Regions from separate parts of the Homo sapiens genome. Here regions 2 and 3 are each linked to region 1. The links are chromatin loops, found by intact Hi-C in ENCODE. Cell type or tissue: IMR-90. All regions are shown on one strand.

What was found. A loop is a pair of places that touch in the nucleus more often than their neighbours do. Peaks named below come from ENCODE experiments on the same cell type or tissue, not always from the same donor. Only the 100,000 strongest peaks of a DNase experiment are listed, where the experiment ranks them.
Region 2: it touches region 1 in a loop (2.7-fold over the local background); 23 of 110 quality-filtered maps call a loop at or near these places.
Region 3: it touches region 1 in a loop (13-fold over the local background); 25 of 110 quality-filtered maps call a loop at or near these places.

What each region holds. Positions count from the first base shown.
Region 1 is chr19:15,248,712-15,256,711 of GRCh38, forward strand. BRD4 (bromodomain containing 4) reads right to left here. Exons shown (of 20, transcript NM_001379291.1): 9 at 7,353-7,552; 10 at 6,586-6,881; 11 at 5,441-5,551. Among named protein-coding and RNA genes, the nearest start is that of EPHX3, 20 kb to the left of the region's middle. RefSeq lists an enhancer at 1,833-2,704. In IMR-90, CTCF peaks have their summits at 3,118 and 3,911 (motif pointing left); DNase peaks (open chromatin) are centred at 410, 1,400, 2,630, 3,240 and 1 weaker place; H3K27ac peaks cover 3,749 bases.
Region 2 is chr19:15,192,278-15,200,277 of GRCh38, forward strand. It overlaps NOTCH3 (notch receptor 3), which reads right to left. Exons shown (of 33, transcript NM_000435.3): 2 at 5,223-5,301; 3 at 100-242; 4 at 1-21. Among named protein-coding and RNA genes, the nearest start is that of NOTCH3, 4.7 kb to the right of the region's middle. RefSeq lists enhancers at 2,288-2,788, 2,789-3,289 and a silencer at 7,788-8,000. In IMR-90, a CTCF peak has its summit at 3,436; DNase peaks (open chromatin) are centred at 2,834 and 3,244; H3K4me3 peaks cover 1,225 bases.
Region 3 is chr19:15,089,020-15,097,019 of GRCh38, forward strand. It overlaps OR1I1 (olfactory receptor family 1 subfamily I member 1), which reads left to right. Exons shown (of 2, transcript NM_001004713.2): 2 at 1-3,951. Among named protein-coding and RNA genes, the nearest start is that of OR1I1, 11 kb to the left of the region's middle. In IMR-90, a CTCF peak has its summit at 3,023 (motif pointing right); a DNase peak (open chromatin) is centred at 3,012; H3K27me3 peaks cover 542 bases.

The DNA.
Region 1 (8,000 bases):
CACTGAGCCTTCCAGGGTCTAGAGGCCTTGCCTCTAAAGCTCCCACTCCTTATCTAGGACAGCTCTAGAGGTCAGAGTGTTCTTCCGCACACTGAACGAGAGCTCTCCTGGACTGATGTCACTGCAAGGTTCAGGAGGGAAGTAGTTAGGGTCCAAAGTCCCAGAAAAAGAGGGATGGGACAAAGAGAGAAAACATACTTGGGGTCTGGCTTTGCACACAGAGTAGCACCACATGAATGCATGTGTTGGGGATTGTCATCACCCTCCAGGAGATGCCACCCACCCAGAGGACCCCAGAGAACCAGGAAGGCTGGGCAGGACAGCCAGGCAGTCTTTACACAGAGAGGCCTGGGCGGCTGGCCAGGCAGGCAGCCTTCCCGAAGGCGGGACTAGGCGTGTGCTGCTGGACATGACTAATCCACCCCGGGGGACAGGCCCAGGGCTCTGAGGAATTCCATAACTTGATGGAGTCCTGTCCCTTTCACGGAAGAAAATGGACTTAAGCTATAGCTTGCTGGGAAGGAATCTGGAACTGAAGACCGTTTTATTAAGAGTCCGTGTCCAATGATTAGGCAGGACCTACGTAGAGGGAGAGAGAAACCAGTGTGAGAGAAATGGTGTGGAATGTACCATTTAAGTCACAAGAACAGAAGAACCGCAGACTGAGCCAACCTCCTGCGCCCTGGTGGCTGATGGGCACAAGAACGGCACTGGAGACTGGAGCCCTGCCCCGTGCCTGGCTAACCCTGGGTAGGGACAGACCCACCGCCCGCTTAGAAAGGTCACAGAGGCAGAATGCATGGATGCCTTGGAAACCGCCCCCAGCCTGCTCAGCTTCTAGAGAGTGGCCCTGGTTCCCACTAGCAAGCTCCACGTGTGCCCTGCCTGAGCGCACGCCGGCATTTCCTTTACTGCCCTCAAGTGGCTTCTTTTGAATTTGAGTGATGCCCCTGCCCTGTCCCACCAGCCAGGTGTGGCAAGCCCACCAGGCCCCTGCTGACTCTGAGCTCATCTCACCCAGGGGCTGTGCACTGTCTAGTCTCAGGAAGGCGATGCCAGCCCTTCCTCCTGGGTCTACAAGAAAGGAGGTACCAGAATGCAGGACCCCCAGTGGAGGGGAAAGAGCAAACAGCCTCATCTCTGCATTCCTCCAGATCCCCCAAACAAAAAGCTCAAACTCTAAAAAGCAGAACCTATTATATACACTGTTGAGGAGGAGAAAAAAAAGAAAAAGAAACAGGCTAAGGAATAAAGTCTTGTCCTTTCTTTCCTTTTTTGGGGTATCCAACATGGCTCCCTGGACCAGGGAGGGGCACTGGGCTTGTTCCCACCCACGTAGCAGAGCGGATGCCTCTGCTGGAGTCACGGATGCAACCGACGTGCTACTCCCTGGCCCCTGAGTGCGGGCATGGGAAAAACCCGCCCACTGGCGGCCTCTCACTCTGGGCCACATTCCACAAGGCTCGCCCTCACCCGCCCATGAAGCCCCAGAATCCCTCCAGCTGCAAATGCTGGCTGTTTGTGGGGGGAGTCACCTGGCTGTGCAGACAGAAAGGCTACTGCCCTATCTTCAAGTCTCTTCCTACTCCCCCACCTCCAGGGTCCTCACCATTCCCCTAGGTAAGCGCCACACTCTGGAGCAGGCAAGCAGCAGGCCTGGAGATGGACTAAGTCCCTCAAAGACCCTGGGGGTCAGGAAGCTGAGGCTGGTTGTGTGGTAAGAACGCCCCATGGCCTCTGTCTGCACTTCCCAGCTCAAATCTTTCCAAAACATCAAGCATTCCTTTTTCCCCTGGAGCTATTAAGAAACACCCACATGCTCCAATCCTGGGAAAAGGAAGCCAGGAAACTAAAATAGCTGGACTGCGCTCCCGTTCCAACTAGACGACCAGACCAAAGCCCAGGAGGATCTCTCACACCTCCCTGAGACCCTGTCCCAGCCCAGGTAGCTGAGGTTAAACGGGTATTCCTAAGAGGGACATAAGCTGTGGGGACACTTCTGCTCACAAAGACCTGTGCATGACACTTGGGAAGAACCAGATGTCAGCTATGTGACAAGTGAAAGCTAGAAGATTCCTAGGACATGCCCTGCCCCATGTGCTTGGCAGACCTAACCCCAGTGCTAATGACAGCAAAGCCACAGTACTGTCCACAGCCCACCTGGGACAGTGTCTTCCTCCAGCCTGCTCCACCCAGGTCTGCAGATGCCCTAGGGGTGGTGGGAGAGTGGCATTTGTGCCCTACCCCTGCCTGTCTCAATACAGAATCCTCAAGCAGCTCCAGGCTTTAGCTGGAATCACAGCTCAATGGAAGACCACAGCCCAAGCAATAGCTGGAATCAGAGGAAGTGGTAGGGCTGGCCCACTGCACTGCATGCTGCTGGGGCAGAGGGTGGGGAATACATGGTGGCCTGGGACACAGCTGGGAAAGCAGCACCCACCCCCGCCATCCTCCTCCTGCCTGTGTTCCGTTGCTCCCTGAACTAGAGCCTGGCCCCAGAGGACCACCCCACGCCTGCATCAGTCCACAGCATCCCGGTCTATGGATAGCTACCAAGAGGGGTGTTCATGTATCACACCCCCCAGCCTCAATCTAGTGACTCCATTCGTTTTCTTCTGGTGATTCATGTCTCAGGGCCGTTGTCAGCGGAACTAACCCCGTAGTATAAGTGACAAAAATAGGCCCTTTCAGGAATTTCGGCTCCAATCCAAATGGAAACACAAGAACGGGGGGGGGGGGGGGGGCGGGGGCGCGGGCCTGCAAATCAACTAGGCACCAAAAGACCAAAGGGAAATAATGTTCCCCCACCCTGACCCACTCCCGTTAAGGCAGAGCTGCCTGTAACGGGCCATGGACATCAGGGCTGCCGGGATTCCTGGACCCAGGAGAGCAGCTGCTGAAGGAGCTACGCCCCCTCTGCCCCCCGCCCTGAGAGTGCAGAGTCCTGTGCGGGACAGGGCAGCAGAAGGCTGTATTTACTGGTGCCAGGGTGTGGGTTCCCATTTCGGGATCTGCCGTACGAAACCCTCGCAGCGGCCCCTCCTGAGAGGAGAAGCACCCTGCCGGCCCACGACAGAGCTCACTCAGTGCACACAGAAGGCAAAGGAAAGCCCCTGCTGGCCAGGATTGGGAAGACAAAAGGGAGCCAGGCAAAACCCAAGGTGGGGAGGGCGCCTGGGAAGAGGGGAAGGCCAGAGCCCAGATAGCTGCATGAGCGGCCAGGGCTGGACCGCCAGAGCCTGGGAGCCTGGGAGCCAGCGGCTCTGAGACTGTAAATCTCGCCCTCCTTCCCGCCAGGACAGCTGTTCCCAGGACTCTCAGATTACTTGTTGCACAATCTTTCCACTTTTTTTTAAAGTGGGGGAGTGAAAAAATAATAAAATCTCGGCAGCGGCAGGAGGGGTGTGGGGCACTCGTTCAGGAAACCAGGAGCATTCCCACTCCTCTCCCAAAGCAGAGGAGCCCAGAAGAGGGACGCAGAGGCCAAGGGCAAAGGCCATGATCACACACTGGAAATCAGGATGTGATGGCCACAGCCCTCTAAGGTGTCTTGTCTTGTGAGGGCTAAAGCAGCACACTGCCACGACCACGTCATGTCATTTTAGTTAATCAGGTCCCCTGACAATTTCAGCATCTGGGGTTTCCACTTGGTCACTCAGATCCTCAGATGAGAAGACTACAAAACCCCTGGTAGGAGAAGTCAACTAGAAAACAGGAGGTGCAAAAACCCAGAGGAAGGCAAGCTGGAGGCTTGGCTGGCATGGAAAGTGAAAAGTCAGCGGCCACCAGGAATGCTAATTGGATCCAAGAATACAGCCATTCACCCCAGTCACTCTGCTGCGAGTGGGGGCCCTAGCTTCGGGTGGCAAAGCCAGCCCTTCCTGGGCAGCCATGGGGTGCAGTGCCTCCTGCTGGCTGATGGATTACAAAAGCAGTGTGGGGAGAGTAACGGTTAGAGATGAAAGGGTGAAGGATGGCGACAGGGAAGGCCAGGAGGCCAGTGAGCTGCCCACGGCATTCTGCATGCAGTTGTGGTAGAGAATGTGGGCATCTGGAGTCCTGGAGGGTCCTTCAGCCCACTTCAAGGCAAGTCTCCTCACTCACCTGGGAAGCAGAGGGCACCAGGCTGTCCAAGGGAAGAGGAATACTGACAAGGCCCGAGGTGCCACCTACCCCCACCCCATCTGTGCACACACACCTCAGAGCAACATGGCTCTCCCCAGCTGCCGTGAAGGGTCCTCAATCTTCCTTGGCACGATCAAGTTATTTACATGCACTGATTATTGAGGGTTAGCATTTATTTCTAGTTAGAATAAAATCCCAGGGATGGGACAGGCCCGTGGGAGAACATGCAGGAGTCTACTGCCAAAACACAGGTTTCCCACTGTGGATCCCCACTCCCCAGTCTGCCTGAGACCCTAGGGCCAGCTCTCAGGTGGTCTGCAGCACGCCAGCTCACTGACAGCTGCACCAGCCTAGCGGCAACCCCGTTGGCCGTAAACACAGGATGTTAGCTCCATCTCTCAGCAGGGGCTGGTCGCCAGGCCTTCTGGGCACCATGGCTCCCTCCCTAGCCTCTCCCCTGCGCCAGCCTGAGCATCTGCGCCCCTGAGAATAATGAGGAAAGTGCACACTTGGAGGAGAGCAGTCCCCTCTCCACTCCCACCTGGCACCCAGCATCACTACCTGCCTCCACCTCCCACTGAGGCTGCTGCTCAGAAGGTGGGCTCTAATGGGGAACCCAGGGTCCAACGTGCAGACCCACGGGGCTTGAAAAGAAGGGACTGTTAGTTAGAACTGCAGGAGGGACACGCAAGTCCAGGTGCGTGTGGAGTTAGGGCAGATTCAGGAGCAGCCAACACAGCAACGAGCACACTCTGGGGAGGGGTAGGCAATGGCTGGGGCCCAGGTGATGGCAGGGCCAGCAGCAGACTGGCGATGCGGCTGGCCAGCTGCAGTCTGCTCCACATCCACCAGAAACCAGCGAAGCATCTCCCTGAAGCGGCCGCACTGCACGTGACTGTGATACGGGGAAGGCCCTGGGGACACGAAGTCTCCACTGGTGCAGAAAGCTGGGTGTGGTCACATCAAGGTCAACAGCACAGCCTGGACCCCCACGCCCACAGTCCTCATGGCCCAGCTTCCCCGCCCACCATCCAGGGCTCCGCAGTGTCAACGCCCTTGGCCATTCATCCTCCATGACCAGACCCTGGCAGGGAGAGCATAACGGCCAGGCCGAGAGAATGGACACTACTGCACAGAGTGCAGGGCTATTCATGGCCCCAGGGAGACAGTTAACAAAGAGACAGACAGACAGAGGAACCCAGCAAGTTCTGGGAGTGCCGTCTCTGGGCTCTAGCATCCTGGACACAGGACCGAGCTAGTGCCAGGCACAGGTGGGAAGAGTTTGGTAAGACACGTAGAACACAAGTCACCTAACCTGTTTCGGAGTCTTCGCTGTCAGAGGAGCTGGACTCACTGGAGCTCTCCGACTCTGAGGACGAGAAGCCCTTCATCTTGGAGGAGCCGGCAATCACATCAACTTTCTCAGCTGCAATCCAAGCAATGGGAGCTGGTCAGGCAGGGCTGTGGCCCAGGAAGCCGCTCTAAGCCATGGGCACACCCCATCCATCTGGAGGAAGGACCAGTGAGGAGCCTGTGCACGGTGGGCCCAGGGGCTGCTCCCAACTGCCAGCTGCCACTCCCAGAACCCACGTGGTCCCACAGTTCCCATGGGTAGACTGCTTACAATGGAATTTCAAGGTTCCTTCAATCTCTCAAAAAGTCTCCTTTGGGGGGTTTATCAAGGATTCAAGAGACCAGGCAGAAGGATAATTTCCTAACACAAGGTACCGCTGGGCATAAGGCTTGGATTCTCCCAGTTACTCTTCTAGCAGGGGAAGAAGAAGATCCAAAAGGAACATGCTGCCAAAAGGTAACGCAAGGCAGGGAGAGACCCCCGGGGGTCTCTCAGCACAGCTGTTCAGACGCACGCTGGAATCATCATGTGGTGTGCCCCAGGTAGGGGCCCAAGGACCCCAGGAGCTAGTCAGGGCTGGGGACAAAGACTGTGTGCAATGCCCTGACACCGATCCTCAGAGGAAAGCCGTAGGCCAGGATGAGCTGTGTGACACAAAAGAGCTGCCTGGAAGAGTCCAGAAAGGATGCCACACCGAACTGTCCCTGCTAGAGAGGGACAGAGGCTGGCTCAGTGCTGCATAACGTATCGGTACACAGGTCCTGGGACCCTGCAGACCCGCCTTTCCTCCTTCCCCAAAGAGGCCGGAGGAAGACTCAGCAGCAGGTAGCCTGGGTTGAAAGCAGCTCCGGCTTAGAACACAGCTGCAGGCAACAAGGTGCAGAGAGGCCCCAGACACCACCAGTCAGATATGTAGAAAGGCACTGACAGCCTAGGGGTGAGTGCAATGTCACAACCTTTCGGAGGTTTCTGTGTCAAGAACACAGATATTATAATTGGAAAAAAAAAAGGGGGGGGGCGCAGAAAGAGTGGACTGAGCAAGGAGGGAAAAGTTACTCTGAGGGTGCCCACAGAAGGAACCCCATGCCCAGGGGGCCCAAGCACACCTTGAGGTTTCCTTTTCTTCCGCAAACAGGAGGTGACATAGCGCTCCAGCTCACGCAGTGTGGACGGCTTCAGGGTCTCAAAGTCGATTTCAATCTCGTCGGGGTTGGAATTCTTCAGGGAGGGCTCCCGTGACTGGATGATGTGCACCACGCGGCCCAGCTTCTCGCCGGGGAGCTTGTTGATGTCCAAGCTGAGCTGCCGCTTCTCCTCATAGGACATAGGCTTGCACTTGTCCTCTTCCTCCGACTCATACGTGGGAGGGGGCTTGCTCTTCATGGGCGCTGGCTCCTTCTTGCTACGAAGGGACGATGCAGACACCATCAAGAACGGGCCCCCTGAGGAAGCCAGGCACTCATTCCTCCACATGTATGTTGGGGGGAAGGGGTGCCCTTCCCATACCCCCCACCCACCAGCCTTCACAGGAAACGGGGCATGGGCAACTCAATCTCTGGGAGCACCCAGTGGAGACCGAAGCAAACTGTGACTGGAGGCTGCCCAAGTGGGGGATGCACTACAGCCCCATCCTTGCCGCCTATCCTCCCCAACCAAACATGGTGAGCTCCGAAGGCTCATCCTACAGAAAGAGGCAGAGACAGTGCAGCTAAGTCCTGTGTGCAAGTGGCCACCAGCCTGGCCTGTGAAGCCACGGCTGCAGAGGGGCAGCCTCCGCACCCAATGAGGACAGGGAGGGGCAGTGGCCCACACAGTCTCAGAGCAAGCCCTGGAAGGAGGGTCCCCACCCAGGACAAATTCAGGGGACACAGACCTCACATTGCTGTTGCTGCTATTATTTTTCTTCGTCTTTTTAGGAGGAGGTTCCTTGGCTTTGCTTTTTTTATTCTCTTCCACTTCCTCTTTCCTTTTGTGCTTTTCTTTTTTCTTTTCCTTCTTGTCTTTCTCCTTTTTCTTTGGTTTGTTCTGCTGGGGCTGAGAGAGGGCTGCAAGCTGCTCGTGCACGGCTTTGAGCTGTAGACCAGACAGGCAAGACACACACTCAGGGCTGAAACCACCTTCCTGTCACCCAAGACCCAGGCGTCTGCTCCAAAAAACATGCGACAGCATGCACCTGGGGCATCAGGGTGTGGGCATAGGGGAGGCAGGGGAAGGGAAGGCCCCCAGCTTTGCGCCTGTCATGTTAACCAGATTCCTAACAAGACTATCTCCACCCATTCACTCAACTCCAAAGACTGCCAGTGTCTTCCTCACCAGAGGAGCTGATCAAGCCGACAGACACCAAGTCTCACGGCCATCCTGATCGCAGAAGGAGGGCCCCTAAGAATCTAAGTAAGAGCACACGGACACGTCAGGCACGAAGGGCCTGATGACTGGCTATAGGGAGAGGAGCAAACAGGTAGCCCCAGGAGAGACGAACATCCTGGCTCAACCTCCTCCTTCCAGATACTGAAAGGATCAA
Region 2 (8,000 bases), 56 kb before region 1:
CTGGCAGGGAGCAGTCAGGGCCTGGAGGGACCAGGACAGGGTGAGTTTAGGACTGACCACACCCCCGACTACCTCCCCTCCAGACTCTTCCCCTCTCACCTCGGAAGCCACGGGGGCACCGGCATGAGAATCGGGCGGTGCCAGCCACCACTGAACTCTGGCAGACACCACGGCCAGCACAGGGGCCTGAGTGACAGGGGTCCTCCAGCTGACACCGCTCACCCACCCAGCCAGGCGGGCACCTGTGGGCAGAGATGGCTTGGTTGGGCAGCACAGGGCAGGATGGCCCCAGACACAAAGATACACACAAGACAGGCAAGAAACACGCAGGGAAACAGAGCAGCAAACACACATTTGCTGGGAGCAGTGGCTCACGCCTGTAATCCCAGAACTTTGGGAGGCTGCGGCGGGCAGATCACTTGGGGTCAGGAGTTCAAGACCAGCCTAGCCAACATGGTGTAACCCCGTCTCTACTAAAAGTACGAAACTTTGCTGGGCATAGTGGTGCGTGCCTGTAGTCCCAGCTACTCAAGAGGCTGAGGCAGGAGAATTGCTTGAACTCGGGAGGTGGAGGTTGCAGTGAGCCAAGATCGCGCCACTGCACTGCAGCCTGGGTGACAGAGTAAGACTCGGTCTCAAAGAAACAAAACAAAACAAAACACACATTCATTCATGCAACGAATATTTACTGAGTACCTACTACGTTCTGAGCAATACAAATACAGCAACAAACACAATGAAAGGGGTCCCTATCCCTCTGGATCCTTGCAGCCAGGTCCAGGCAAGGAGAACATATACGAATAACAAATTAATATACAACATGCTGGCAGGGGGCGGTGAAAGCCATCAGAACCATGAAGGATGTAGTCAGTTGGGTCACAGCCCCTGAAAAGATGACATCCATGTCCCAGAACCTGTGACTAGGACCTTACTTTTTTTTTAAATGGCTCTTTGCAGATGTAATTTTTTTTTTTTAAGAGACGGAGTCTTGCTCTGTCACCCAGGCTGCAGTGCAGTGGCGCGATCTTGGCTCACTGCAACCTCCACCTCCCGGGGTTCAAGCAATTCTTTGTCTCAGCCTCCTGCGTAGCTGGGAGTACAGGCACACGCCACCAGGCCTGGCTATGCAGATGTAATTAAATGAGAGATGTCAAGATGAGATTATTCTGAATTATCCACCTGGGCCCTAAATTCAGTGACAAGTGTTCATACAAGAGAACGGCTCACAACTGTAATCCCAACACTTTGGGAGGTCAAGACAGGATAATCACTTCAAGCCAGAAGTTCAAGATCAGCTTGAGCAACATAGGGAGACTTTTTTTCCACAAAAAAAAATTAAAAATTATAACCGGGCATGGTGGCAGGAGCCTGTAATCCCAGCTACTCTGGAGGCTGAGGCAGGAGAATCGCTTGAACCCAGGAGGCGGAGGTTGCAGTGAGCCGAAATTGCACCACTGCACTCCAGCCTGGTTGACAGAGGGAGACTCCATCTCAAAAAAAAACAAAAAACAAAAAAAACAAACAGGCCAGGCGCAGTGGCTCATGCCTGTAATCCCAGCACTCTGGGAGACTGAGGTGGGCGGATCACGAGGTCAGGAGTTCAAGACCAGCCTGGCCAATATGGTGAAACCTCGTCGCTACTAAAAATACAAAAATTAGCTGGGCGTGGTGGTGCACTCGTGTAGTCCCCGCTACTCAGGAGGCTGAGACAGAAGAATTGCTTGAACCTGGGAGGCGGAGGTTGCAGTAAGCCGAGATCGTGCCACTGCACTCCAGCCTGGGTGACAGAGAGAGACTCCACCTAAAAAATAAAAATAAAAGATTAGCTGGCCGTGGTGGCTCACACCTGTAGTCCCAGCTTCTTGGGAGGCTGAGGTGGGAGGATCGCTTCAGCCTGGGAGTTGAAGGCTGCAGTGAACTAAGATTGCACCACTGCACTCCAGCCTGGGTGACAGAGCAAGACTCTGTCTCAAAAAAAGAGAGAGGCAGCCAAAAGGAGATTTGGGTGGGAGAAGGAAGAGAAGAAGACAGAGACAGGGACTGGAGTGAGACAGCCACTAGCTGAGAAACGTCTGGAGCCACCAGAAGCTGCAAGAGTCAGTTCTCCCCTGGGTCCCCATGGAGAGGCTCAGCCCTGCCGATATCTTGATTTCAGACTTCCAACCTCCAGAACTTCAAGAGAATAAATTACTATTGTTCAAGCTACCCAGTTTATGGTAATTTGTTAGAGCAGCCGTAGGAAGCTAAACCACAGGGTTAAGGGGGATAGAATGATGGGGTCAAGGAGGTGGAATTCTATTTTCACAGACATATGAAGGTAAGGAGGGGGCCATGGGGCTTTCTGGGGAACGGCATTCCAGGCAGAGGGAACAGCAAATGAAAAGTCTCAGACCCATGTCCAAGCGCGGTGGCTCACGCCTGTAATCCCAACACTTTGGGAGACCGAGGCAGGTAGATCACCTGACATCAAGAGTTCGAGACCAGCCTGACCAACATGAAGAAACTCCGTCTCTACTAAAAACACAAAAAATCAGCCAAGTGTGGTGGCACATGCCTGTAATCCCAGCTACTCCGGAGGCTGAGGCAGGAAAATCGCTTGAACCCAGGAGATAGAGGCTGCAGTGAGCCAAGATCGAGCCACTGCACTCCAGCCTGGGCAACAAGAGCGATACTCGATCTCAAAAAAAAAAAAAAAAAGGAAAAGGAAAAAAAGAAGTCTCAGACCCCAGGACACAACCACGCAGGCACACACAGACAGGCCCAGAAACCACAGCTACACACACAGAGGGACACACCAATTGGACGCCATGGCCTGGCCAGCACTCAAGACACCAACCCACAGCATCCCACGCGGAAATGAGCAACTCTCACTCACAGGGACAGACAGCAGGGCTCCCACAAACCCTCAAGTCCCTTCTCTGGGACTTATATAGCCTCTTATGCAGGGATGGGAGGGTGGAGGGTTGGGGTACTGACACCACTGTTGGTACCCTCATCTTGGGGGGGTGGTCCTTCAACCTGCAGCCCCCTCCCCAAGCCCACCAAGGAGTGTGAGGAATTGGAACTGGGAGGGGTTGGTCTTAAGACTGGAAATCTCCAAGGGGCACTAGCGGGGTCAGAGGGAGGGGCTTAGAGAAGCCAGAGAGTCCAAGCTCCGCCCCCCGACGCTGCCAACCCTCACCCCCCTCTATCCCCCCACCCTCCGCCCCTGGCGCGGTTGTCCTCCCTCCGGCTTGTCCCAGACGCCTGAGACTGAACTCAACAAGCGGCTGACTCAGTCCTTAGCGTCACCCGCAAGATCCCCCCCACCCCGGCCCCCAGCGAAACAGGTCGGGGCACGGCCGAGCAAGCAAGGGTGCGGGTGGCGTTGGGAGGGGAGGGCACAGCTCCCGTCCCCTCCTCCAAGGCCCGCAGGGCGACCACTGCGGCCCCGACCGCGCGTCGGGAGGGGGCGCGCTGCGCTGGGCGCCGAGGATAGCTGGTCCCACCGCCAGGCAGGGCGCGACCCGCGCGGGCCCCCTCCCGACGCCCCGGGCGGGTTCCCACGCTCTGCGTCCCGCGCCCCCGCCGACCGGTCGGGCCGGTTCCAGCCCCAGCCCGCGCCCCGCCCCACGGCCTAAGCTTTGGGGGAGACGGAGGGGGGAGCGCAGACCTAGTTAGGGGGGGCACGGCGGGTGAGGCGAGGACTAGGAGATGGGGACGAGGTCTATGGAAACGTCTGCTGCCGGTGGGGGGGTCTTGGGGGATCCATGGGTGGGGTGACAGCTTGGGGGCATCCTTGAAAGGACTTGAGTATTTGAGACCGTGAAAGAGACTCGTGGGGGGTGGAGGGCGTGTAGGGAGTGGTTCCCACAGCCCAACTCGGAGGACTGAGCCCGCTCCACTCCGGGCGATCCGGGCTCCGGGCGCCGCGCGCGCCGGTGATTCACCTGTCGAAGGGCGGGGCAGCCGCGGGCTCATTCACCTGTCGGCAGTATTCCAGGCGCGGAGCTCCACTGCGCAGGCGCCCGGCCCCACCGCTCGCCCTCCCAGGTGTGTGGCTCCAGGTAAGGTCACACTTTTCCCCATCCCGCCCCACCTTCGCAGACCCCCCAGCCCCAGGAAACCCTCTCAGTCAGGCTCAGCCCTCCACAAAGGTGAGCCCGAGTGGGAGATCCAGCCAAAATAAATGTAGGTGTAACTTCAAAGCGGCTCTTCTTGGTCTAAAATCACCCCAGACCCACCCAGCTTGGGCCTGACCCAGTACTTGGCACACATGATGCTGAATAAATGAATACATTAATGAGTCAATCAATGGCTACTGCGTGAACTGCTGTTATTAATGATAGCATGAAAGGAGCCAAGCATTTCCTCATAACCTTGAGAGACTTCTCCTTAGAGCACCTGTTTCCTGCCTCCCTACCATTATTATTTATAATAATGCCTATGTTGAGCACATACTATATTCTGAGCACTTAATGTATGTTGAGTGCATACAGGAGTTATTATTGCCCCATTTTCCAGATGCAAAAACTGAGGCTCAAAAAGCTTGAATGCTCAAGGTGTCCCAGACCCCAGAATTTAAGCTGAGCTCTTTCTGTCTCTGCTCAGCTCCTTCCCAGCCTCTGCTCTGCTCCCTGCAACCTCTTGCCTTTCCTTGTGATATCTAACAACTAAATTGTTAAGTCCCTTCACAGTCGCCAGTGAAGCATTCCCTATTTCACAGGTGCAATGATGATCAGAGAGGGAAAGTGACTAGCCCAAAGTCACACTGCAAGTAAGTGGCAGTGTGGGACTGTATTATAGGCCTCCTATGTCCCCCTCCACTAAATGTTGAGAGATGGGAGGGGTGTGGAGGGTGTGAGCCACTGCGATTGGTCCCTGATAGTTTGTTGATTGAATAATACCTACCTCATGGGGGGCTTTACATGTGACCTCAGGTGGCCAAGAACTGTGAAGCTGGGATTACTGGGCCCATTTTGCAGACCATGACACTGAGATGTAAAGAGTTTAATTCCTAGCCGGTCAGCAACATGATGTGGGACTTGAACCCATGCCAAGAAGAGTGCAGAGCCCCTGCTCAGTTTCCAATGGGGAAACACGAGAGGTTGCCCAAGCCACACACATGTAGGAAGTGGTAGAGACATCCATGGTGAACACAGAGGCAGAGGGAGAAGACAAATCGCCCCTCCCCCCCGCCCCCACACACAGGGCCCACTGGTGGCTCTGAGCCAGGCACTCACAGGCAGGCAGCCTCCCGGGAGGGCAGCTGGGTGCAACGACCTCCATTTGCACACGGGCTTCCGTCCAGGCAAGGGGGGGCTGTGTGGGGGTGAAGGAAGGTGGAGGATCAGCCAGGTGCCCAGGAACCCCAGGCCCAAGTGACAAACCCCCTCCCTCCCTCCACCAGGCAACAGCTGCATGGGGATGGGGGCGTCTCTGCGGGTGCAGGGAGTCCCCCCATCCACAGTTCCCACGCCCCCCCCCCCCCCGCCCCAGCCCCAGCTGTTGAGGCTGCAGCTGTCCCTGCCAGCTCGAGCCCTGGGAACCACAAAGCAGGGGAAGGCAGGAGGAGGGGCTGTCTTATGCCAGATGTGGGGGCTCGGGAAGCTGCCAGAGCTAAGATGTGCAGAATGGGGTGTGCTGAGACAGGAAGTAAGGGTGCTGAGTGTTACAGGGAGGTCTGGGGCTTCATGCCCAGGTTCAGGGGTAATAGAAGGGGAAGGGGCAGGGGATCCTAGGGCCACGGGTCTTCCTTTCCCTGATGGGCATCTACTCCAGCCAGGCAGGCCTGCGTGGTGCTCTTGGGAGAGGGACCAAGGCATGTACCCACGAGTGAGCACAGCATCTCCAGAAGCAGCCAGCGCTGGGCGTTGCTGGAATAGGGTGTGTGTTGAAGGGAGGGGCAACTGGCACAAGGCATGTGCTGCCCTGTCCAACATCGCCATCCCTAAGGGCTGTGTCCCTCTAGGGTGTGGCATAGTCTAACTGTCCTGCCAGAAGGGTCCAGGGTGTGGCTGGGTCTGAGCTAGTGGAGAACTGTGTGCATGCGATCAGGTGTGGGGACACAGTGCGTGTGTCCATGCATGCTCTTGTCAGAGAGAGGGTGATGGAGAGAGGAAGGAAGATCGAGAAAAACACAAAGACGTGAGAATGAACTAGAAGCAGATAGACCAGGAGAAGACAGAGAAGGACAGAAAGAAATAGAAAGCGGCCAGGCATGGTGGCTCACGCCTCTAATCCCAACACTTTGGGAGGCCGAGGCTGGTGGATCACCTGAGGTCAGGAGTTCGAGACCAGCCTGGCCAACACAGTGAAACCCAGTCTGTTCTAAAAATATAAAACTTAGCTGGGCATGGTAGCAGGTGCCTGTAATCCTAGCTACTCAGGAGGCTGAGGCAGGAGAATCGCTTGAACCCAGGAGCCAGAGGTTCCAGTGAGCCGAGATCACGCCATTGCACTCCACCCTGGGCAACAAGAGCCAAACTCCATCTCCAAAAAAAAATTAGCTGGGTGTGGTGGCGCACGCCTGTAGTCCCAGCTACTCGGGAGGCTGAGGCAGGAGAATCGCTTGAACCTGGGAAGCGGAGGTTGCAGTGACCCGAGATTGCGCCACTGCATGCCAGCCTGGCAACAGAGTGAGACTGTCTCAAAAAAAAAAAAGAGAGAGAGAAGGACAGAAAGAAATAGAAAACAAGAGGGTGAGTTACAGAATCTGTCGAGCTGAACCTGAGCATGGGCCTACATAGTATATGCCCCTTCCTCACAGGACAAGCCGACTGGACACCATCACCCACACCAGGACCTGTGGGTGTTCGTGAACTCACACTGTGGGTCCCATAACATGGGCTATGGGCCACCCTGAGCTGTAGGCAATGTGAGCCACATGTGTGTGCGTGCACGGGCTTGTGTGTCTGTATGTGGATTTGGGCATGCATCTATTGTGTCTCAGTTGCAGCTACATGTGAGTCTATCTGTACATGCATGTCAGCGTGGGTGTGCCCGTGTGTGTATGAGCTGCACACCCATACGGGAATGCACAGATGTGTGTGCTGTCTGTATGCAGGTTGTGTCTGTTGTGCGTCTGTGTATGTGAACCGTGTAAATGGGTGTACAGCTGTGTGTTGGTGTGACCTGTGTGTGCACCGCTGTGTCTGTGTATGGGTTGGCTGTGTCTGTCCATCTGCATGTGTGAGCTGGGTGTAAGCATGTCCTTGAGTCTTCATCTATGTGCTGTCTGAGTGTGTGCAGGCAGCGTGTGTGCCACACCTGTGTGATCATATTTGTGTGTGTATGTATGTCAATGTGTGAGCTGTGTGCGTGCAGCTGGGTGTGTCTTTCCTGAGCCAGGTGTGCAAGTCTGCGAGTGTGCTGTGTGTGTGCAGGTTTGCATCTCTGTTACGTGACCTAGAGCTATGTGTGCCAGCGAGTGTGTCACAGGCCATGTGTGTGCGCCGCTGGTCCGGCGGAGGCGGCGGCTCCTGCCTGGTCCTGCCCCGTCCGGGCCCCGGGGCTGGGCTGGGGAGGCCGTTCACTCCCGAAACCCCCACCCCGCCCAGCGCCAAGCCCCACACTGGCGTCTGGGACCCCTGGCCAGGGGCCTTGGCCCGCGCCCCTCCCCCGCCCACCAGGCCTCCCGTAGCGGTGAGGGGGGTGCCCCCGCAGCCCCCTCCCCGGCCCAGCCGCGGGTCCCGCTTTGTCTGGCAAAGAAAGCGCGAGGCCGGCCGGAGGGAGGGGGTGTCTAGACGGCGCGGCCATTGTCCCGAGCGGGGGAGGGGAGGGAGGAGAGGAGGAGGGGCGGGGGCCCCTGGCCGGCTGGGGAGGGGCTCTGGCCGCGGGGAGGGGGCGCTGGAGCCGAAGGGGAGCACGTGGGCCCTCGCCCCTTCCCCTCCCCGCGCAGGGGCGGGGTCCCAGGGCCTCCGGGTCCCCGCGGCCAGAGGAGAGAGGCGGGCTGCGGGCGGGGGAGGGGGCGCGCGCGCCGCCGAGGCTCCGGCTCGGAATCCGGCTCCGGGTCTTGCTGC
Region 3 (8,000 bases), 160 kb before region 1:
CGATCAACAGATAGATGATAGATAGATGGATGGATAGATAGAGATAGAGGAGGTAGGTAGATAGATAGATAGATAGATAGGTAGATACAGACAGCCCATGTATTAGCCAGTGTTTCCTAAGTGTTGTGGAAGAACTTTGAAAATATTTGCAAGTGAGATTAGCTCACGTGCTGTTCGCTTAGTCAGCCAGCAAGCCTCAGCCTCCTGGGGGGTCTTGAGACCTCCACTTGTAACTATGACTGTGGTTGGGGCTTACTTTCTCAATTCCCAACAGGCTTCCTGTCTCCCCACAACCCCCAGTCAAGGGGACTCTGATGCAGACGGTCCATCAATCGTAGTTTGGGAACACAGACCCTAGCCTAGCTCCAAAATCTATGTGTTTCCTGTGACATTCATCGCCTGACTCTGAACCCAGTATGATTCTACACGCAGGGTCAGCCACAGCAGATCAGGTGGCCCGGGGCACTTAAAAAGTTAGTGTTATGGGTTGAACTGTGGCTCCCAAAAAAAGATACGTGGGAGGCCAGGCGCAGTGGCTCACACCTGTAAACTCTGGCACTTTGGGAGGTTGAGTAGGGAGAATCATTTGAAGCTAGGAGTTCAGGACCAGCCTGAACAACATAGTGAGATCTCATCCCTACAAAAAATAAAAATGAAAAAAGAAAAAATTACCTGGGTGTGGTGGTGTGCACCTGTCATCTTAGTTACTCGGGAGGCTGAGACAGGAGGACCTCTTGAGCCAAGGAGGTCGAGGCTGCATGAGCTATGTTCCTGCCACTGCACTCCAGCCTGGGAAACAGAGCAAGGCCCTGTCTGCAAAAGTAATAATAATAAAATAAAAAAGATATGTTGAAGTCCTAACCCCAAGGACCTCAGAATGTGACCATATTTGAAGATAGGGTGTTTACAGAGGTCATTAGATTACAGTAAGGTCATTAGGTTGGTCCCTAATCTGATACGACTGGCGTCCTTATGAAAAGGGGAGATTTGGACACAGGCACCCACACACATGGAGACCGCCACATGAAGATGGAGGCAGAGATTGGGGTGATGCTCCTACAAGCCAAGGAATGCCAGGGACTGCCTGCAGACCACCAGAAGCCAGGAGAGGCGTGGAACAGGCTATCCCTCTCAGCCCTCAGAAGGAACCAAGGAATCAAAGCTGCTGACAACTGATCTTTTTTTTTTTTTTTTTTTTTTGAGACGGAGTCTTGCTCTGTCATCCCGGCTGGATGCAGTGGCATGATTTTGGCTCACTGCAACCTCCACCTCCCAGGTTCAAGCAATTCTCCTGCCTCAGCCTCCCAAGTAGCTGGGATTACAGGCACCCACCACCACGCCCAGCTAATTTTGTGTTTTTAGTAGAGATGGGATTTCACTATGTTGGCCAGACTGGTCTCAAACTCCTGGCCTCCAGTGATCTGCCCACCTCAGCCTCCCAAAGTGCTGGGATTACAAGCGTGGGCCACTGCACCTGGCCCAACACCTTGATCTCGGACTCTTAACCTCCAGAACTGTAAGACAACAAATTTCTATTGTTTAAGTCACCTAGTTCATGGTAATTTTTAAATTTTTTTTTCTTTTAGAGACAGACAGGATCTACTGTGTCACCCAGGCTGGAGTACAGTGGTGCAATCATAGCTAAAGTGCAACCTCACCTCAAACTCCTGGGCTCAAGCAATCCTCCTGCCTCAGCCTCCTGAGTAGTTGGGACTACAGGCCTATGCCACTGCAATCAGCTATATATATTTGTAGAGACAGGGTCTCACTATGTTGCCCAGGCTGGTCTCAAACTCCCGGCCTCAAGAGATCTGCCCTCCTCGGCTTCACAAAGTGCTGGGATTGCAGGTGTAAACCACCACACTCGGCCTGATTTGTGGTACTTTGTTGCAACATTGCTAGAAAACAAATGCAGTTAGTTTAAGAAATGTCAGCAACCTACAAAACCTACAAAGTGTCCCAGTACATCCTCTCAAGTTTACAATTGACCATGTGTTCTGGCCAAGGGACCCTGGGCTAGAACTGGAGAAAAGGATGAAGGATTTAGATTGCATGGATTCACTTACTGGGTATCAGCATGATGACAATAATGATGATGACAACCGAGATTTATTATCTGAACAATGCTAACTCCTTTATATGCACAATCTCAATAAGTGTTAAGCAACACCCCTACAAGGTAGGTGCAGAAGTAATTGTGGTTTTGCCACTGAAAGTAACAGCAGGCTGCGCATGGTGGCTCACACCTGTATTCCCAGCACTTTGGGAGGCCGAGGCGGGCAGATCACAAGGTCAGTAGATCGAGACCATCCTGACCAACATGGTGAAACCCCCTCTCTACTAAAAATACGAAAATTAGGCCGGGCACAGTGGCTCATGCCTGTAATCCCAGAACTTTGGGAGGCTGAGGTGGGCGGATCATGAGGTCAGGAGATCAAGACCATCCTGGCTAACATGGTGAAACCCCATCTCTACTAAAAATACAAAAAATTAGCCGGACATGTTGGCGGGCACCTGTAGTCCCAGCTACTCGGGAGGCTGAGGCAGGAGAATGGCCTGAACCCGGGAGGCGGAGCTTGCAGTGAGCCAAGGCCACGCCACTGCACCCCAGCCTGGGTGACAGAGCGAGACTCCTCCTCAATTTAAAAAAAAATACAAAACTTAGCCAGGCGTGGTGGCCCACACCTGTAGTCCCAGCTACTTGGGAGGCTGAGGCAGGAGAATGGCGTCAACCCGGGAGGCGGAGTTTGCGTGAGCCGAGATCGCCCCACTGCACTCCAGCCTGGGTGACAGAGCGAGACTCTGTCTCAAAAAAAAAAAAAAAAAAAAAAAAAAGTTTGTAATTTAAAAGTTTGAGCATCACTGGGCTAGATGGGGGTCCTGTAGATAACCGGGACCCAAATAGGCTTTAGGTACAGAGATACAGGAGAACCAGATTTGGGGTGCCGCTCTAGCCACTGTGTCCAGGAGGGAACCTTCCCAACCGCCCTAAAAGCTCTGAAAACTACAGTTAGAGAAGTGGCCACTAGGTGGCAATAATGTCATTTCACAAATTGGATTTAAAACGCTTTTTTTTTTTTTTTTTTTTTTTGGTTTTTGGTTGTTTTTTTTTTTTCCCCGGAAACTTGTATTCTAGCTGTGAACTGGCCCAGGTCCATGGCCCTTAGGTGTAATCTCCCCCTGGAAGGGCACAACAGGTGCAAAGTTTCCATGATGAGAAGGAGCCTGTGTTGTTTAAAGAAATCACGGAGACTGGTGTGGCCTGAGCCCAGAGTGACAGGGAAGCTGGGTTTGCAGGGGGCCCGTGGAGGGCACTGGGAGTAACACGGTGTGTGGACCACGGGGAGTGGGACCATGACAAGGTTTAAGGAGGATAGGGGGTGGGGCTGTGCTTCAGAACGAACCTGCCAGTTATCCATGCCATAGATCTGGAGTCAGCAAACTTTTTCTGTCAAGGTCCAGGTCGTCAATATTGTCAGCTTTAGGGACCTTACCATCTCCGTTGCAATGACTGAACTCTGCTGCTGTCTGGCGAAAGCAGCCATAGATGAGACATCAACGAATGGGCTTGGCTGTGTTCCACTAAAACTTTGTTTATAAACACAGAAGCTTCCATTTCATATCATAGTACATGTCATACCTTGTAGCCTTTGGGTTTGTTTTCAACCACTTTTAAAATGTTAAAACTACTCTAGGCCAGGTGCATTCACTCATGCCTGTAATCCCAGCACTTTGAGAGGCCAAGGGAGGAGGATTGCTTGAAGCCAGGAGTTCGAGACTGGAGTGGGCAACATAGTGAGACCTCCCCCATCTCTACAAAAATTTTTTAATTAGCTGGGCATGGTGGTGCATGCCTGTAGTCTCAGCTACTCAGGAGGCTGAGGAAGGAGGATCACTTAAGCCCAGGAGGTCAAGGCTGCAGTGAGCTATGATTGCACCACCGCACTCCAGCCTGGGGGATAGAGTAAGACCACTGTCTCTAAAAAACTTAAAAAATAAATAAATAAATAAAAATAAATGCAAAACTATTTTTATTTCAAGGGCTGGATTTAGCCTATGGGCCATAGGTTGCCAATCCTCGTATAGATGGATGGGAGTGACAAGAGTTAAGGGGACCAAGAAAGACCAAAAAGTGAGAGGTGAAGTGGGCTGAAAACCATCAGAAGATAAGGAGCTGGTGCCACAGGACCTTTGCAAATGCTGTTCCCTCTTCCTGACCCCTCCTGAGTAAATTCCTGCTTGGCATTGAGATTTCAGCACAAACTCCACTTCCTCAAGGAAGCCTCCCCTAACCTCCATCCCTTGCCCAGCTACATCAGTTGCCCTAATGTTACACTCGCTATCCCCTCTCTCATCATCACTCATCATTAGTGATCTCTTCATCACTGCAGTGGTTTTGTGGGGTCTTTTGTTTTGTTTTGAGACAGAGTCTTGCTCTGTCTCCCAGTCTGGAGTGCAGTGGGGCGATCCCGGCTCACTGTAACCCCCACCTCCTGGGTTCAAATGGTTCTCCTGCCTCAGCCTCCCGAGTAGTTGGGATTACAGGCACGCATCACCATGCCTGGCTAATGTTTTGTATTTTTAGTAGAAACGGGGTTCACCGTGTTTGCCAGGCTGGTCTCGAACTCCTGGCCTCAAGTGATCCACCTGCCTCAGCCCCCCAAAGTTCTGGGATTACAGGTGTTAGCTGCTGCACCCGGCCTCCTCACTGCAGTGGTTTTATATTAGTTTGTGTAACCCTTTGATTAATGTCTGTTTCACCCATTTGACTGAGCTGGGAGCTGGGACCTGAAATAGTGTTATCTTGTTTATCTTTGCACCTCTGTGCCCCTATGATTAGTACGGTAGCCACTCAATGTATGTTTTCTGGCCACGCACCGTGCCTCACACCTGTAATCCCAGCACTTTGGGAGGTGAAGGCGGGCAATCACCTGAGGTCAGGAGTTCAAGACCAGCCTGGCCAACCACGGCCAACGTGATGAAGCCCCATCCCTACTAAAAATACAAAAATTAGCCAGGCGTGGTTGCACGTGCCTGTAATCCCAGCTACTCAGGAGGCTGAGGCAGGAGAATCGCTTGAACCCGGGAGGCAAAGGTTGCAGTGACCCAAAATCATGACACTGCACTCCAGCCTGGGCGACAGAGCAAGACTCTTGTCTCAGAAGAAAAAAAAAAACAAAAAACACTTTTTTTCTTTATTTTAATTTAATCTTATTTTATTTTATTTATTTTATTTTTTGAGATGGACTCTCACTTTGTCGCCCAGGCTAAAGTGTAGTGGTGTGATCTTGGCTCACTGCAACCTCCGCTTCCCGTGTTCAAGTTATTCTCCTGCCTCAGTCTCCCAAGTAGCTGGGACTACAGGTGCCCGCCACCATGCCCAGCTAATTTTTCTATTTTTAGTAGAGGCGGGGTTTGACCATGTTGGCCAGGCTGGTCCCGAACTCCTGACCTCAAATAATCCACCCACCTCAGCCTCCCAAAGTGCTGGGATTATAGGCATGAGCCACCGCACCCAGCCACAAAATATATTTTCTGAATGAATGAATGAATGAGGCAGTGTGATGGAAAGGTTTTAGGAATACCGGATGGGGCAGCCAAAGTAGGCTGCTGAGTTGGAACAAAGATACCTGCAGTCAAGGTTAAGTGAGAGATGCACTCCTCCTTTGATATCCCCAACCTTCAGTTATGCCTGTCCCACACTCAGGTGCCTTGTGGGACTGGGACTCTGCTGAAATTAAGAAGCCAGGGGCCTCATCCCACAGAGCAAAACCAGCAAGATGGCGGGACTCCTTAATTCAGCAACAACAAAAGACAGAAAATAATCTGGAAATTCTCTAAAATCTTAGCAAGCATGCTGGAAGAGGTTTGAGCCAATCTTATCCAGTAAATTTTTTTTTTTTTTTTTTTTGAGACAGGGTCTCGCTCTGTCGCCCAGGCTGGAGTGCAGTGGTGTGATCATGGCTGAATGCAGCCTCGACCTCCTGGGCTCAAGCAATCCTCCCACCTCAGCCTCCTGAGTAGCTAGGGCTATAGGCACGCACCACCACACATGGCTAATTTTTTTTACTTTTTTATAGAGACGAGGACTCACTATGTGGCCTATTCCGGTCTTGAACTCCTGGCCTCAAGCCATCCTCCCACCTTGGCTCCCAAACCGCTGGGATTACAGGTGTAAGCCACTGCACACGGCCCAAGCCTATATTAAGAGTACAAGAACAGACCGGGCACAGTGGCTCACGCCTGTAATCCCAGCACTTTGGGAGGCCAAGATGGGTATATTACCTGAGGTCAGGAGTTCGAGACCAGCCTGGCCAACATGGTGAAGCCCCCATCTCTACTAAAAATACAAAAACTAGCCAGGCGTGGTGGCATGCACCTGTAGCTCCAGCTACTCAAGGCTAAGGCAGGAGAATCGCTTGAACCTGGGAGGCGGAGGTTGCAGTGAGCCAAGATTGTGCCACTGCACTCCAGCCTGGGTGACACAGCAAGATTCTGTCTCAAAAAAAAAAAAAAAAAAAAGTACAAGAACACTTCCTTCTCTCCATGTGAAATTTTATTGGGTGATTCAAAGCAAATCTGGAGATTCGGGAACTGAGGCTCAGAGACGAAAAGTGACCACCCCAAGGCCACATGCCAGATCTGGGGCAGAGTGGGGGAATCCAGCCCAGGCTGGTGTGACCTCAAAACCCAGCCTCTCCCTCCCTCATGATGCTGGTAGCCTCCCAGGTGGGTGACTTGCCCAAGGTCACACTGCAGCTTGGAGCAACTCAAGGCCTGTCCCGGGAGGAGGGAGCAGCCCCTGTGTGGGACTCTGGGGAGTGAAAAGCGGACAAGCCAGCAGGAGTGGCCACTTTCTGGAAAGTGTAAGAAAGATTCACTAAGATTTGGGCTGAAGTTCGCAGAGATGGATTGGGACAATCCTCCCAACTGTCCATTTGCCAGGAACTTGGCAGGAAATGGAGGTGGTTTTGTTTGTGTAAACCTTTGTGGCTGGGGATCCCAAAGGCATCCCTCACCTTTAATGATTTGCTAGAAAGACTCACAGAACTCAGTAATGTTATTATACTCATGGTTTATTGCAGTAAACAGATACAGATTAAAATCTGCAAAGGGCCAGCCACAGTGGCTTATGCCTATAATCCCAACACTTTAAGTGAGAGATGCACTCCTCCTTTGATACCCCCAACCTTCAATTATGCCTGTCCCACACTCAGGTGCCTTGTGGGACTGGGACTCTGCTGAGGCAGGAGGATCACTTGAAGCCAGAAGTTCGAGATCAGCCTGGGCAACATGGCCAGACCCTGTCTCTACAAAAAATTGTAAAAATTAGCCAGGCGTGGTGATGCACACCTGTAGTCCCAGCTACTTGGGAAGCTGAAGTCGGAGGATCACTCAGATCTAGGAGTTCAAGGTTGCAGTGAGCTAGAATTGCACAACTGCACTCCAGATGAGGCAACAGAGTAACCCCCCCCCCTTTTTTTTTTTTTTGAGACAGCATCTAGCTCTGTCACCCAGGCTGGGATGCAGTGGTGTGATCACAGCTCACTGCAATTTCTGCCTCCTGGGCTCAAGTGATCCTCCCTCCTTGGCCTCCCAAAGCAACGGGATTACAGGTGTAAGCCACCACACCTGGCCCCCATTAAAAAAAAAAAATCTGCAAAGGTAAAAGGCAGATAGAGCAGCATCTAGGAGACACCAGGCATGAGCTTCCAGCTGTTCCCTCCCAGTGGAGTTGTACAGACATAGACAATGCTGAATTCTCACAGCCACAATGTGTAACAACAGGTGCAGAGTGTTGCTAACCAAGGAGCTGACCCAAGCCTTGGTGTTCTGGGTTGTTTTTGTTTGTTTGTTTTTTGTTTTTGTTTTTGTTTTTTTGAAACGGGGTCTCTCTCTGTCACACAGGCTGGAGTGCAGTGGTGCGATCTCGGCTCACTGAAACCTCTGCCTCCAGGGTTCAAGCAATTCTCTGCCTCAGCCTCCCGAGGAGCTGGGAT